Linked DNA regions of Homo sapiens: region 2 is linked to region 1. Evidence: read pairs that join two places in POLR2A ChIA-PET (ENCODE). Cell type or tissue: A673. All regions are shown on one strand. Links, peaks and the distances in the headings refer to the core of each region. The heading gives the core; the rest is flanking DNA.

What was found. ChIA-PET counts read pairs that join two places held together with the same protein. Peaks named below come from ENCODE experiments on the same cell type or tissue, not always from the same donor. Only the 100,000 strongest peaks of a DNase experiment are listed, where the experiment ranks them.
Region 2: POLR2A ChIA-PET joins it to region 1 with 9 read pairs; 2 of 35 experiments call an interaction of 5 or more read pairs at or near these places.

What each region holds. Positions count from the first base shown.
Region 1 is chr7:129,978,791-129,987,265 of GRCh38, forward strand. It overlaps UBE2H-DT (UBE2H divergent transcript), which reads left to right. Exons shown (of 4, transcript XR_007060520.1): 2 at 3,562-3,800. Among named protein-coding and RNA genes, the nearest start is that of UBE2H-DT, 30 kb to the left of the region's middle. In A673, for the core only: no CTCF peak of the experiment used is centred there; no DNase peak of the experiment used is centred there.
Region 2 is chr7:129,696,678-129,702,507 of GRCh38, forward strand. The region is part of intron 5 of NRF1 (nuclear respiratory factor 1); the gene reads left to right. Among named protein-coding and RNA genes, the nearest start is that of MIR182, 71 kb to the right of the region's middle. In A673, for the core only: no CTCF peak of the experiment used is centred there; no DNase peak of the experiment used is centred there; H3K27ac peaks cover 698 bases.

The DNA.
Region 1 (8,475 bases), core at 2,159-6,158:
TGTGATCTGCCAGCCTCGACCTCCCAAAGTGCTGGGATTCCAATTTTGTGTGGGAAACTGACTCCCCTGCCCTCCCACACCCACCCCCACCCCCACATAGATCCGTGCTAAAGACAATGATGATTATCTTTTTATCTTGCTAGAGATCTGTTTAAGAATGGAAATGTGCATTTTTTTTTTTTTTTTTACCTCTGAAACATGAAGAGGAGGTGGCTGCAGGCCTTCTGGGAAAGATTTCTCTACTATTTCTTTTTTTTTTTTTTTTGAGATGGAGTTTCACTCTTGTCGTCCAGGCTGGAGTGCAATGGCACGATCTTGGCTCACTGCAACTTCCACCTCCCGGGTTCAAGCGATTCTTCCACCTCACCCTCCCCAGTAGCTGGGATTACAGGCATTGCCATCATGCCCGGCTAATTTTTGTATATTTTGTAGAGATGGGGTTTCACCATGTTGGCCAGGCTGGTCTCGAACTCCTGACCTCAGGTGATCCACCCGCCTCGGCCTCCCAAAGTGCTGGGATTACAGACATGAGCCACCATGCCCGGCCTTTTTTTTTTTTTTTGAGACGGAGTCTTGCTCTGTTGCTCAGGCTGGAGTGCAGCTGCGCCATCTTGGCTCACTGCAAGCTCCGCCTCCCAGGTTCACGCCATACTCCTGCCTCAGCCTCCCGAGTAACTGGGACTACAGGCGCCCACCACCATGCCCGGCTAATTTTTTGTATTTTTAGTAGAGACGGGGTTTCACCGTGTTAGCCAGGATGGTCTCAATCTCCTGACCTCGTGATCCGCCTGCCTCAGCCTCCCAAAGTGGTAGGATTACAGGCATGAGCCACCATGTCCGGCCTTTCCCATGCATTTCTAATAAGTATTTCAAACTTAACTGTGGTCAAATTAAAACTGTAGACACCCCCTCAAATATGCTCCTCTCTCATCTTCCTTCTCTCCTCTCTCCATGAGCTCAGACCAAACCCCTGACAGTCATTCTTTGTTGAATGAAGGGTAAGTAAGGCACTGATCATACAAGTCCTCTGACACCCACCCTGCAAAATCCCAATCCTAAAACCAAAGTCTGCACACTTCTCTCTGATTCATTCTCTCTCTCTCTCTCTCTCTCTCTCTCTCTCTCTCTCGCTTCAGTCAAACACTAGCTAAGCTGGTACTGCTTTGGATCATTATCAAGCTGAGAAAATAGGCAAGGATGGCTGGGTAAGGCTGAGGCGGGCGGATCACTTGAGGTCAGGAGGTCGAGACCAGCCTGGCCAACATAGTGAAACCGCATCTCTACTAAAAACACAAAAATTAGCTGGGTGTGGTGGCGGTGCCTGTAGTCCTGCTACTCAGGAGGCTGAGGCAGGAGAATCGCTTGAATCCGGGAGGCAGAGGTTGCAGTGAGCCGAGATTGCACCACCGCACTCCATCCTGGGCGACAGAACGAGACTCCGTATCAAAAAAAAGAAAGAAAAGAAAATAGGCAAGGAGACACTCTCTGGTCCTAGTCAGGCAGCTAAGTCACATAGGGCCATGGAATCCTACACAGATACGAACAGTAGAAGCCCCATCTCCCAGTGCTGGCGCCCTAGATGATGATCACAGTATCTCACCTTTGTACAGGATTTTACACACTTTGCAAAGGGTTTTTTGTTTGTTTGTTTGTTTTTGTTTTGTTTTTTGAGACAGAGTTTCGCTCTTGTCACCCAGGCTGGCAAGCAGTGGTGCGATCTCGGCTCACCACAACCTCCGCTTCCCAGGTTCAAGTGATTCTCCTGCCTCAGCCTCCCGAGTAGCTGGGATTACAGGCATGAGCCACCCTGCCTGGCCTACAAGGGACTTTTACAAAGGTTTCCATATTTAATTTTCACAGGAATCCTGTGAAAAAGGCAGAACAGGTGTTATCAATCCTAATGTTTTAGATGAGAGAGAAAGTGAATTGCCCATCACATGCTGTGAGTGACACAGGCAATTAGGGACTGAGCCTACATCTTTTCACTTCAGGCTGCTCCCATCAAGCCACCCCTAACTCAGCAAAGGTGAACAAGGCCGTGATCCAGGCCTCCATTCACTTGATGCCAAGATTCCCATTAAGATAACTATGTACTCAGCTCTTGAAATGTATTTTTTAATTTAATTAAAGGTCAATATATGGTTTTAGAAACATATACAGAGATGACATAAAACTCTGAAATGGAATGCGACAGGGTCAAAAATGTTAAAGTGGAAATATTTGCAACTTTGTTCTCCTCCCATGCTCAATCTAAGAGCTTGAGTCTCAGAATCAGTTGTGTGAGATGGAGCTGTCGCTGGGCGTGGTGGCTTATGCCTATAATCCCAGCACTTTGGGAGGCCGAGGTAGGGTGATCACTTGAGGTCAGGACTTTGAGACCAGCCTGGCCAACGTGGTAAAACCCTGTCTCTACTGAAAATACAAAAATTAGCTGGGAGTGGTGGGCGTGTATCTGTAATCCCAGCTACTCCGGAGGCTAAGGCAGAAGAATCACTTGAACCTGGGAGGCAAAGGTTGCAGTGAGCCAAGATCGTGTCACTGCACTCCAGCCCGGGGGACAGAGCAAGATTCTGTCTTGAAAAAAAGAAAAAAGAAAAAAAGAAAGATGGAACTGTAAGGATGGAAGGAGCTTTATTTCTTTATTTTATTTTAAGTTTTGAGACAGGGTCTCCCTCTATTGCCCAGGCTGAAGTACAGTGGTGTGATCATGGCTCACTGCAGCCAGCTTTAAGCAATCTTTCCACCTCAGCCTCCCGAGCAGCTGGGACTACAGGTGCACGTCATGACACCTGGCTAATTTTTTTTTTTTTTGAGACGCAGTTTCACTCTTGTCACCCAGGCTGAAGTACAATGGCGTGATCTCGGCTCACTGCAACCTCTGCCTCCCAGGTTCAAGCAATTCTCCTGCCTCAGCCTCCCGAGTAGTTGGGATCACAGGCGTGTACCACCACACCTGCCTAATTTTTGTATTTTTAGTAGAGATGGGGTTTCACCATGTTGGCCAGGCTGGTCTCAAACTCCTGAGCCCAGGTGATCCACCCACCTCGGCCTCCCAAAGTGCTGGGATTACAGGCATGAGCCACCATACCTGGACCTCACCTGGCTAATTTTTAAATTTTTTTGTAGAGACAAGGTCCTGCTATGTTGCCCAGGCTGGTCTTGAACTCCTGGCCCCAAGTGATCCTCCCACCTTGGCCTCCCAAAGTGTTGGGATTACAGGTGTGAGCCAGCATGACTGGCCCAGAAGGAGCTCAGAGAAGGCATGAGGAGAGGGGAGGAGAGGGAGGTCAGGAGGATACCTCTTCCACAGGGAGGCACAAAGGTGGGAGCAGCGGGTGCCCTAGGACTAAACAGCTGGCCTGGCATGTGGGTGGAGCAATGCTCCTTTCCGTCTCCCAGCTTGTCTGGAGAACCTGATTTAAAAGCTGCTAGAGCCTCCTTTCAGGTCCAGGTATGTGTGTGTGAGAGAGAGAATTCCACGGGGGCGGAGGAGGTGGGAGAATAAAGTCAGTCACGGTGGAACTTCTGCCCAAGCAGAGACATCTTCATGGTGGATTTCAGAGAGGCAAGAGGGAGGCACCTGCAAGCTTCAAGAGCAGCTGGAGGAAGAGTAAATTAGAGTCCCAGCCACCCCCACATCTATCTTCTACACCTGCTCCTTCATTTTCCTTTCTCTGGAGGGCTGAGAGAGATTTACTGGTCAAAAGGAAGAGCTCCTCACTTCGGGTTCAGGAATCTTACTGAAGGAAATGAAATGGTCACAGAAAGAAGAGTCACTCGGGTAATTTGGGATGTTATGAGTAAGTACCATAAGTTGATTGAGCAGAAAAGACTCAAAGACGGGGGTAGATTTTTTTTTTTTTTTTTTGAAACGGAGTCTTGCTCTTATTGCCCAGGCTGGAGTGCAATGGCACGATCTCGGCTCACTGTAACCTCCATCTCCCGGGTTCAAGCTATTCTCCTGCCTCAGCCTCCGGAGTAGCTGGGATTATAGGCATGCACCACCACGTCTGGCTAATTTTTGTATTTTTAGTAGAGATGGATTTTCACCATGTTGGTCAGGCTGGTCTCAAACTCCTGACCTTGTAATCCACCCACCTCAGCCTCCCAAAGTGCTGGGATTACAGGCGTGAGCCACTATGCCCAGCCATTCATTTTTATTTTTATTATTTTTTGATTTAGAGTATTGCTCATTGCCTAGGCTGGAGTGCAGTGGCACAATCATAGCTCACTACAGCTTCAAACTCCTGGGCTCAAGTGATCCTCTTGCCTCAGCCTCCGAGTAGGTAGAACTACAGGTCAGTTACCACACCTGCTAATTTTTTTTTTTTTTTTTTTTTTTTTTGAGACGGAGTTGCTGTTCACTGCAACCTCTGCCTCCCTGGTTTAAGTGATTCTCCTACCTCAGCCTCCCAAGTAGCTGGGATCACAGGCATGTGCCACCACGCCCGGCTAATTTTTGTATTTTTGGTAGGGACAGGGTTTCACCATGTTGGTCAGGCTGGTCTCGAACTCCCGACCTCAGGTGATCCACTTGCCTCGGCCTCCCAATATGCTGGGATTACAGGCATGAGCCACCGTGCCCGGCCATGTTGGGGTAGATTTTGAAAAAAAAAATAAATAAGGGATACTGGATCATAATTCCACCTGGGCAGAGACCACAGTTCTAGGTCCAGATATCAGTCTAAAGTGGGATACAACCCCGGAAGGCATCAAGGCAGCCAGTCCTGGTTACACTGAGAGGATAATTGGGTTACAGCATCTTGGCTGGGCACGGTGGCTCACGCCTGTAATCCCAGCACTTTGGGAGGCTAAGGCAGGCGGATCACTTGAGCCCAGGGGTTCGAGACCAGTGTGGCCAACATGGCGAAACCCTGTCTCTAAAAAGATACAAAAATTAGCTTGGTGTAGTGGCATGCGCCTATAGTCCCAGCTACTTGGGAGGCTGAGTGGGAGGATTACTTGAGCCTAGGAGGTAGAGGTTGCTGTCAGCTGAGACGGTGCCACTGCACTCCAGCCTGGGTGACAGAATTAGACCCTGTCTAAAAAAAAAAAAAAAAAAAAAAAGTTATAGCATCTTTACTGAACATGTTTGAGAGACTAAAGTAGGGCAGAGGATGAAGGGAAAGACTTCTCTCCTGAGCTCTAGGTCCACATTTCCAACTGTCTGTTAGAAATCTCCAAACCCCATCTCTAGAAAGATCATAAGCTTGGTAGTAGGGTAAAGGTTAGATCAGAGGGGAGCTTGGAGGAAAAAGTGTCAGTTAGCTGCTATCACAGCTGAGATTCAGGCAAGAGGTAAATACAATCTGAATCAGGCTGGCAGGAGAGAGTCTTGCAAGACATTCTCCAGGTGGAATCCGTGGTACTTGATAACTGATTGGGGTGAGGCAGAGGGAAGAGGCTTTCCAACCTGGGTGAGTGGGAGGGTGGGATGCTGTGAACACGAACAGGGGACACAGTGGAGAAGGAGCAGCCTTGAGAGGAAAATGTGGGATGAGGTGTTGAGCATATTGTGTTTGGAGATTTTTCTTTTTCTTTTATTCTTTTTTTTTTTTTTGAGACGGAGTTTTGCTCTTGTATCCTAGGCTGGAGTGCAGTGGTGCAATCTCGGCTCACTGCAACCTCTGCCTCCTGGATTTAAGCGATTCTCCCACCTCAGCCTGCCGAATAGCTGGGACTACAGGCGTGCACCAACATGCCCAGCTAATTTTTTGTATTTTTAGTAGAGGTGGGGTTTCGCCATGTTGGCCAGGCTGATTTCGAACTCCTGACCTCAGGTGATCCATCCACCTCGGCCTCCCAAAGTGCTCGGATTACAGGTGTGAGTCACCATGTCTGGCCAGTATTGTTTTGGGTGGAATTTGGATCATTGCCAATTTTTTGCTCCTAGGAACAATGTGATCATGACTGTTCCTATATACATGGTCTGGTGCGAGTGTATATTAGTTTCTCTGGATGTATACCTAGGACTGGAATTGCTGGATTCCAGGATATGAACATGTTCAAGTTGACTAGGTAAAGTTATTTTTTAGAAGTGATTGTACCCATGTACCAGTGAAATTTACCTTTTTTGCTCTATTTTTTACTACTTTCATAATGAAAATATAAATGCATATTTTAATAGACAAATGAGATTATATCAAACCAAAAAACTTCTGTATAGCAAAGGAAATAACAGAGTAAAGAGACAACCTGCAGAATGAGAGAAAATATTTGCAAACTACTTATCCAACAAGGGATTAATATCCAGAATAGGGCTAGGCAGGGTGATTCACACCTGTAATCTCAGCACGTTAGGAGACCAAGGCAGGAGGATCACTTGAGATCAGGAGTTTGAGACCAGCCTGGGCAATGTGGCAAGATCCTGTCGTCTCTATTTTTGTTTGTTTGTTTGTTTTGAGATGGAGTTTTGCTCTTGTCACTCAGGCTGGATTGCAGTGGCATGATCTCAGCTCACTGCAACCTCCACTTCCTGGGTTCAAGCGATTTTCCTGCCTCAGCCTCCTGAGTAGCTGGGATTACAGGCATGCGCCACCACACCTGGCTAATTTTGTATTTTCAGTAGAGACAGCATTTCACCATGTTGGTCAGACTGGTCTCGAACTCCTGACCTCAGGTGATCCGCCTGCCTCGGCCTCCCAAAGTGTTCAGATTACAAGCATGAGCCACTGCACCCAGCCTTCCTGTCTCTGTTTTTAAAAAAGAAAAGAAAATGGAAAATTAGCTAAATAGACATCTCTCAAAAGAAGACACACAAATGGCCAACAGGTATATGAAAAAATCGTGATCACTAATATTCTGGGAAATGCGAATCAAAACCACAATGAGATATCTTTTTTTTTTTTTTTTTTTTTGAGATGGAGTCTCGCTGTGTCACCCAGGCTGCAGTGCAGTGGCACGATCTCGGCTAACTGCAACCTCCACCTCCTGGGTTCAAGAAATTCTCCTGCCTCAGCCTCCTGAGTAGCTGGGATTACAGGCTCCTGCCACCACACCCGGCTAATTTTTGTATTTTTAGTAAAGATGGTTTTTCGCCATGTTGGCCAGGCTGGTCTCAAACTCCTCACCTCAGGTGATCCACCTGCTTCAGCTTCCCAAAGTGTTGGGATTACAGGCATGAGCCACCACGTCCGGCTGAGATACCATTTTGTCCTAGTTAGAATGGTTATCAAAAAGCAAAAAAATAACAAATGCTGGTGAGGATGCAGAGAAAGGGGAGCTCTTATATATTATTGGTAGGAATGTAAATCAGTACAGCCATACTGGAAAACAGTATGGAGATTTCCCAAAATAGAACTACCATATGATCTAGCAATCCCACTACCAGTTATATATCCAAACTAAAGGAAATAAGCATGTCAAAAGGATTCTGCATCCCCATGTTTACTGCGGTACTATTCACAATAGCCAAGATATAAAATCAACCTTAGTGTCCATCAGTGGATAAAGAAAATAAGGCGTATATATATACATGATGGAATGCTATTTAGCAATTAAAAAGAAAACAATTCTGCCATTTGTGGCAACATGAATGAGCTTGGAGGACATGATGTTAAGTGAAATAAGTCAGGCACAAAAAGATAAATATTGCATGTTCTTATGTGGGAACTGAAAAAGTCGATTCTCTCTAGAAGTAGAGAGTAGAATAGTTGGGGAGGAGAGTTAGCCAAAGGTTTGTTAACAGATACAAAAGCACAGCTAGGTAGGAGGAATAGGTTCTAGTGTTCTATAGCACTGATGGGTGACTGTATTTAACACCAATTTTTTTTTATTTTTTGAGATGGAGTTTTGCTCTTGTCGCCCAGACTGGAGTGCATGTTGGCCAGGCTGGTCTCGAACTCCTGACTTCCGGTGATCTACCCGCCTCGGCCACCCAAAGTGCTGAGATTACAGGTGTGAGCCACTGCGCCTGGCCTAACACCAATTTATTGTATGTTTTCTTTCTTTCTTTTTTTTTTTTCTGAGTCAGGGTCTCGCTCTGTTGCCCAGGCTGCAGTGTAGTAATGCCATCATGACTCACTGCAGTCTTAATCTCCTGGGCTCAAGTGATCTTCCCGCTTTGGCCTACCAATGTTCTGGTATTACAGGTGAGAGCCATCGTGCCTGACCTATTGTATATTTTCTTTTTCTTTTTTTTTTGTTTTTGAGATGAAGTCTTGCTCTCTCACCCAGGATGGAATGCAGTGGCACCATCTCGGCTCACTGCAAGCGCCGCCCTCTGGGTTCATGCCATTCTCCTGCCTCAGCCTCCCGAGTAGCTGGGACTACAGGTGCCCGCCACCACGCCCAGCTAATTTTTTTTTTTGTATTTTTAGTAGAGATGGGGTTTCACCGTGTTAGCCAGAGGGTCTGTTTGGACCCTCAGTCTCCTGATTGAGATTGAGATGGCCTCAATCTCCTGATCTTGTGATCCGCCCGCCTCGGCCTCCCAAAGTGCTGGGATTGTAGGCGTGAGCCACTGTGCCCGGCTGT
Region 2 (5,830 bases), core at 1-4,000, 280 kb before region 1:
CTGCACTTAATGGTATAGAGATAACTTGATATTGATGACCCTAACTTAGAAATCTATATAGGATCCTAAGATACATTCTGAATCATCTAAAGAGAGTAAATTATATTCAATATTGTTCTAATATTATGTGTTGCACTATTTTGTATCTTTATAAATGAGAAGGTTAGCATGATTTATTGGAAAGAATACTAACTCAGAGTGAGAAGATCTATTCTCTAGTCTCAATTCTACTACATATAACCATGGTTCTCACTTTCATCTTCTGATGAAATATATGCCCTCCTACCTTAAGGAGTTAGAGGAAGAAAAATAAAATTTGGTGTAGGAAAATGTTTTGAAAACTAAAGCATCACACCAAGGTATTATTACTAATTATTAATGTTAATTATATGTATTGCCTATATTCATTTTTGAATAACCTGAACATACCATCTCTCAGCCATGCTTTATTAGAGAAAGTTCATGAACCAAGAATTTTAATTTTTCTCAACAATTAAGTGAGACAACACAGGTGGCTTTTTTTTTCTTTTCCCTGGTGTCTACGAAAACAAAATATTTTTCAGATTGAAAATTGAGGCATAAATAGCCGGGCGCGGTGGCTCACGCATGTAATCCCAGCACTTTGGGAGGCTGAGGTGGGCAGATCATGAGGTCAGGAGATCGAGACCATCCTGGCTAACATGGTGAAACCCCGTCTCCACTAAAAATTTAAAAAAAAAAATCAGCCCGGTGTGCTGGCACATGCCTGTAGTCCCAGCTACTTGGGAGGGCGAGACAGGAGAATCGCTTGAACCCGGGAGGCGGAGGTTGCAGTGAGCCGAGATCACACCACTGCACTCCAGCTTGGGCGACAGAGTGAGACGCAGTCTCAAAAAAAAAAAAAATTGAGGCATAAATAGAAAATGAAATTTATGAAGCAAGCTAGTGACAGATAGAACTTAGGGCTGCATTCATATTGCCAGTGCTTTTTAAAAAATCTTTTTTGTATAAAACTGTATTGTGTTCATTATTCAGATTGACTCTTTCAGCTAGTCTGCACTAAACATTTACTTTTTTTGTTTTTGTTTTTGTTTTTGAGACAGAGTCTCACTCTGTTGCCCAGGCTGGAGTGAAATGGTGCGATCTCAGCTCACTGCAACCTCCACCTCCTGGGTTCAAGCGATTCTCCTGCCTCAGCCTCCCCAGTAGCTTGGATTACAGGCGGACGCCACCACGCTAGGTTAATTTTTTGTATTTTTAGTAGAGAAGGGGTTTCACCATGTCAGGCTGGTCTCGAACTGCTGAGCTCAGGCAATCTGCCGGTCTTGGCCTTCCAAAGTTTTAGGATTACAGGTGTGAGCCACTGCACCCAGCCAACATTTACTTTTTAAAAGAATTTTTTACTTGCCCCAAAACTCTCAAACTTGTCTCCTACACATATAAAAATTGTACATAGCAATGTCTGCAGTTCTGTGAGAACTAAATGCTCTGTTCTTTTAGGAAGCAGCTCTCTTGGTTTTTGTCTTTTGTCTTTTTTGTTTTGTTGAAAGCATGATTCTTTATTAGTAAATAGGATGTTTTACCTGGAAAGTTTCTGTTTTTATTATTATAACTATATTAAAGTTTTTAGTCTCTTCTTTTGGTGCCATGACTTGGATTATAGTCCTCATTTTGGCAGGGGGGTGGGGGGTGGGTCTGCACGTTAGAAAACTACATAGCTCTATGATATTTTTAGTTATTAAAATGAAAATTTGGATTTCTAGGCACCTTTAAGAATAGTGGCTGGAACTTATTCTATACTTACTCCATATCTATTTTAGAATTGGAGGAGGTTGAGATAAAGCTTAGCAAAAGGGATCCTTAGTTTGGGGTAGGTTCTGTAACCCCAGAATTCATTTACAATGAAGTCTCCTTTTTCAGATTTTGAAAGTCAGGTTAGTAAATTTCTTTTAGGATACTACAGACCAGGGCCTAGTGGATGGGCTAAGTCAGTTCCTCTCAAACTTCAGAGTGTGCAGCAGTCACCTGAGAAGTGGTGTTCAAATGCAGATTAGGAATCAGTAGGTCTGGAATGGGCCTGAGGTTCTGCCTTGCTGGTGAGCCCCCAGGTGATGCCAATGCTGCTGTTTCTCAGACTATGCTTTGAATTCAAGGAATTGCATAGCTTCTTGCAGAGTCTTTAAGCAATAATTATGATTTTGCTAGTGGAAAATCAGTTCTGCTCTTTACCAGACTTGGGTCCTGTAGGCATCTCTTGTTCTTGGGAGGTGGTAAATCTCTTTGGAATCTGTATTAGAAGACATCCAGGCAAAGATATAATTATAGAAGAATCATCACTGGAAAGACCTGGGCGGTATTATTGATTAAAATCCACTCTTCTTTCCCTTCTCCCTTCCCTCACCTTCCTTGAACTTACTGCCCTCCTCTTACTGTCATTGGGGCAATCTTTGTTGCTTTAATATTCCCGTGGCATGATGATGCAACAGGATAGTAATTTACAGCAGTTTCAGGTAAACCTTCTGAAATGTTCAGCAGAGTGGTTGCTTCATTAGGAAGGAGTTATTCACACGGCTTTTGAGATGTTTTACTTACAAAACAGTCAGTCAGTTATCTGCTTAGGTTTTTTGAGAGTTTTGTTCTGTTTTGAAAAAACATTGGTCTCACCTCTTCTACCCAAAGAGTAGAAAACATTATGCTAAGTGAAATAAGCCAGACACAGAAGGAAAATATTGGGTTTCTAGAGTTGGCAAAATGATAAAGATAGAAAATAGAAGTGGCTGGGCATGATGGCTCATGCCTGTAATACCAACACTTTAGAAGGCCAAGGCAAGCGGATCACTTGAGGTCTGGAGTTTGAGACCAGCCTCATCAACATGGTGAAACCCCGTCTCTACTAAAAATTTTTTTGTATTATTTACAAAAAAATTAGCCAGGTATGATGGCAGGTGCCTGCAATCCTAGCTACTGGGGACGCTGAGGCAGGAGAATAGCTTGAACCCAGGAGGTAAAGGTTGTAGTGAGCCGAGATCGCGCCACTGCACTCCAGCCTGGGTGACAGAGAGAGACTCCATCTCAAAAAAAAAGAAAAAAAAAGAAAGAAAATATAAGTTACCAGGGACCATGGGGAGGTAGAAGTCAGGAGTTATCGTTTTAATGGGCACAGAATTTGTTTGAGATGATAATTTTAAAGTTCTAGAAATAGGCCGGGCGCAGTGGCTCATGCCTGTAATCCCAGCACTTTGGGAGGCCAAGGCGGGCAGATCACGAGGTCAGGAGTTTGAGACCAGCCTGACCAACATAGTGAAACCCCGTCTCCACTAAAAAAAAAAAAAAATTTAGCCGGGCATGGTGGCAGGTGTCTGTAATCCCAGCTACTCGGGAGGCTGGGGCAGGAGAATCGCTTGAACCTAGGAGGTGGAGGTTGCAGTGAGCTGAGATGGCACCATTGCACTCCAGCCTGAGAGACAGTGTGAGACTCCATCTCAAAAAAAAAAAAGTCCTAGAAATAATTATGATGGTTATACAACATTGTGAACATATTTAGTGCCACTAAATGGTACATGTTAAAATGATAATGTTATGTTATGTGTATTTTGCCATTATTTTACAAAATTTTTTTGAAAAGGGCTGGATAAAAAGTATTTTAGTTTGGTGGTTCTCAAAATTGGCTGCATAGTAGAGTCACCTAGGGAACTTAAAATCCTAGTGCCCCGGCCACACTCCAGACCAATTAAGTCATAGTCTTCAGGGATGGATCTAGGCATCTGCAATGTTTAAACTCTCCAAGTGATTCCAGCATGCAGGCAACTTTGAGAACCACTATGATGGATCACAATTCCAAACTGCTTCTCCATACTGTAGTGTCAGAATTTACTGGCAAAGCAGGCTCTTCTTACTGTCTGAAATTATCAAAAAATGTTTACATATATGATGTCTTTCCATGTTTAGTAGGCATAATGAAATTAAGAGAATATATATGGGCCAGATGTGGTGGCCCATGCCTGTAATCCCAGCACTTTGGGAGGTCGAGGTAGGCGGATGGTTTGAGGCCAGGAGTTTTGAGACAACCTGGGCAACACAGCAAGACCTCATCTCTACTAAAAATTTAAAAATTAGCCAGGCATGGTGGTGCATCCATAGTCCCACCTACTCAGGAGGCTGAGGTGGTAGGATCACTTGAGCCCAGGAGTTCAAGGCTGCAGTGAGCCATGATCATGCCACTGTACTTCAGCCTGAGCAAAAGAGCGAGACCCTGTCTCAAAAAAGAAAGGAAAAGAAAGAGAGAATATATACGTAACAAATAAAAACACTGGATGTGTTCTTAAATAGAACATGGCATATTGTGAGTAAAGAATAAGGGTATATTCAGAAATACTAAAGAGAAGAAAATAGCCATATAAATTACTTACATAGGATACAACTTGACTAAGGAAATATTTACATTTATATGACAATTAATATCCAGAGCAGATTAATATTTTCTTCATATTCATAAGAAAAAGATAATTAGAAAAATAAGCAAACATTATAAGCAGTTCACAGAAAGGAAAAATAACCAGTAAATATATAAAAAGATTGTCAACTCACTAGTAATGGAAATTAAAATAAGAAAACATTTCCCCCATATCAGATGAGCCAAAATAAGAAAACTTGATAATAAGGCTGGGTGCAGTGGCTCATGCCTGTATCCCAGCACTTTGGGAGGCTGAGGTGGGTGGATCACTTGAGGTCAGGAGTTCAAGACCAGCCTGGCCAACATGGTGAAACCCCGTCTCTACTAAAAATACAAAACAATTAGCCGGCCATGGTAACGCATGCCTGTAGTCCCAACTACAGGTTGAGGCAGGAGAATCACTTGAACCCGGGAGGTGGAGGTTGCAGTGAGCCGAGACCACACCACTGCACTCCAGCCTGGGTGATGAGTGAGGCTGTCTCAAAAAAAAAAAAGAAAAAGAAAAAAAAAAGAGAGAAAACTTGGTAATAAAATGTGGAAGAGGATGAATGGGTATTGTCTGGTACTCTTAGTGACAGTGGGATTGGCAAAGTCTTTCTGGAGGACAATTTGGCAGTGTGTTAAAATGTTAAATCCATATACCCTTTAATCAGCAATTCCACTTTTCTGAATTTCTGCTAAACTGATTTCATAAACTGTAAGCAATCTAAATGTTTATCAGTAGGGGAATGGCTAAATAAAATGGAAATTCTATACCATGGATACTAGGCAACTGTTTTTAAAAATTAGATTATTCTAGTTGCACTACCATGAGAAGATCTCTATGACAAAATGTTGAGTGGAAAAAACAAGTTATAAAATAGTGTACAATATGGTACCATTTGTGTTTTTCTTTAATCACATAAAACTGCCTTTCTAGCATGTATTTATGTAAATGTATAGAATTTGGCCTAGAAGGAAGGCTGTTCATCAAGCCCATGCCTCTGGATAGGAGACTGGATTGAGGGAGGATACATGGCAAAGAGGACTTTGACTTTATCTATATTATTTACATTTTTGTACAGAAGAGTACAACAAGCATAAGGTAACAGAAACTAACCAAACTGTCTCCTTCAAAGAGAAGGTAGGACTTTAAGAGCATTTTGATTAAAAAGAGAGAGAAAGTTTGATAGGTTGGGGGTGCCGAGATACAGAAGCAGAAGTCTTGCCTTGAGAGAGGAGTCTAAATGAGTGTCTCCATTGACTGGCCTTCAAATTCACTAATTCTGAAGTTACGTTGATCTTTTCTCCAAACTTGCTCTTGTGGTTTCTATGGGAATGTGTTTTTAGGGAAAATGAGATTAAGAGAAGCCAGTGTTTTGCTTGGCACTACTAGGGAGTGGTGTTTCTGATAATAAC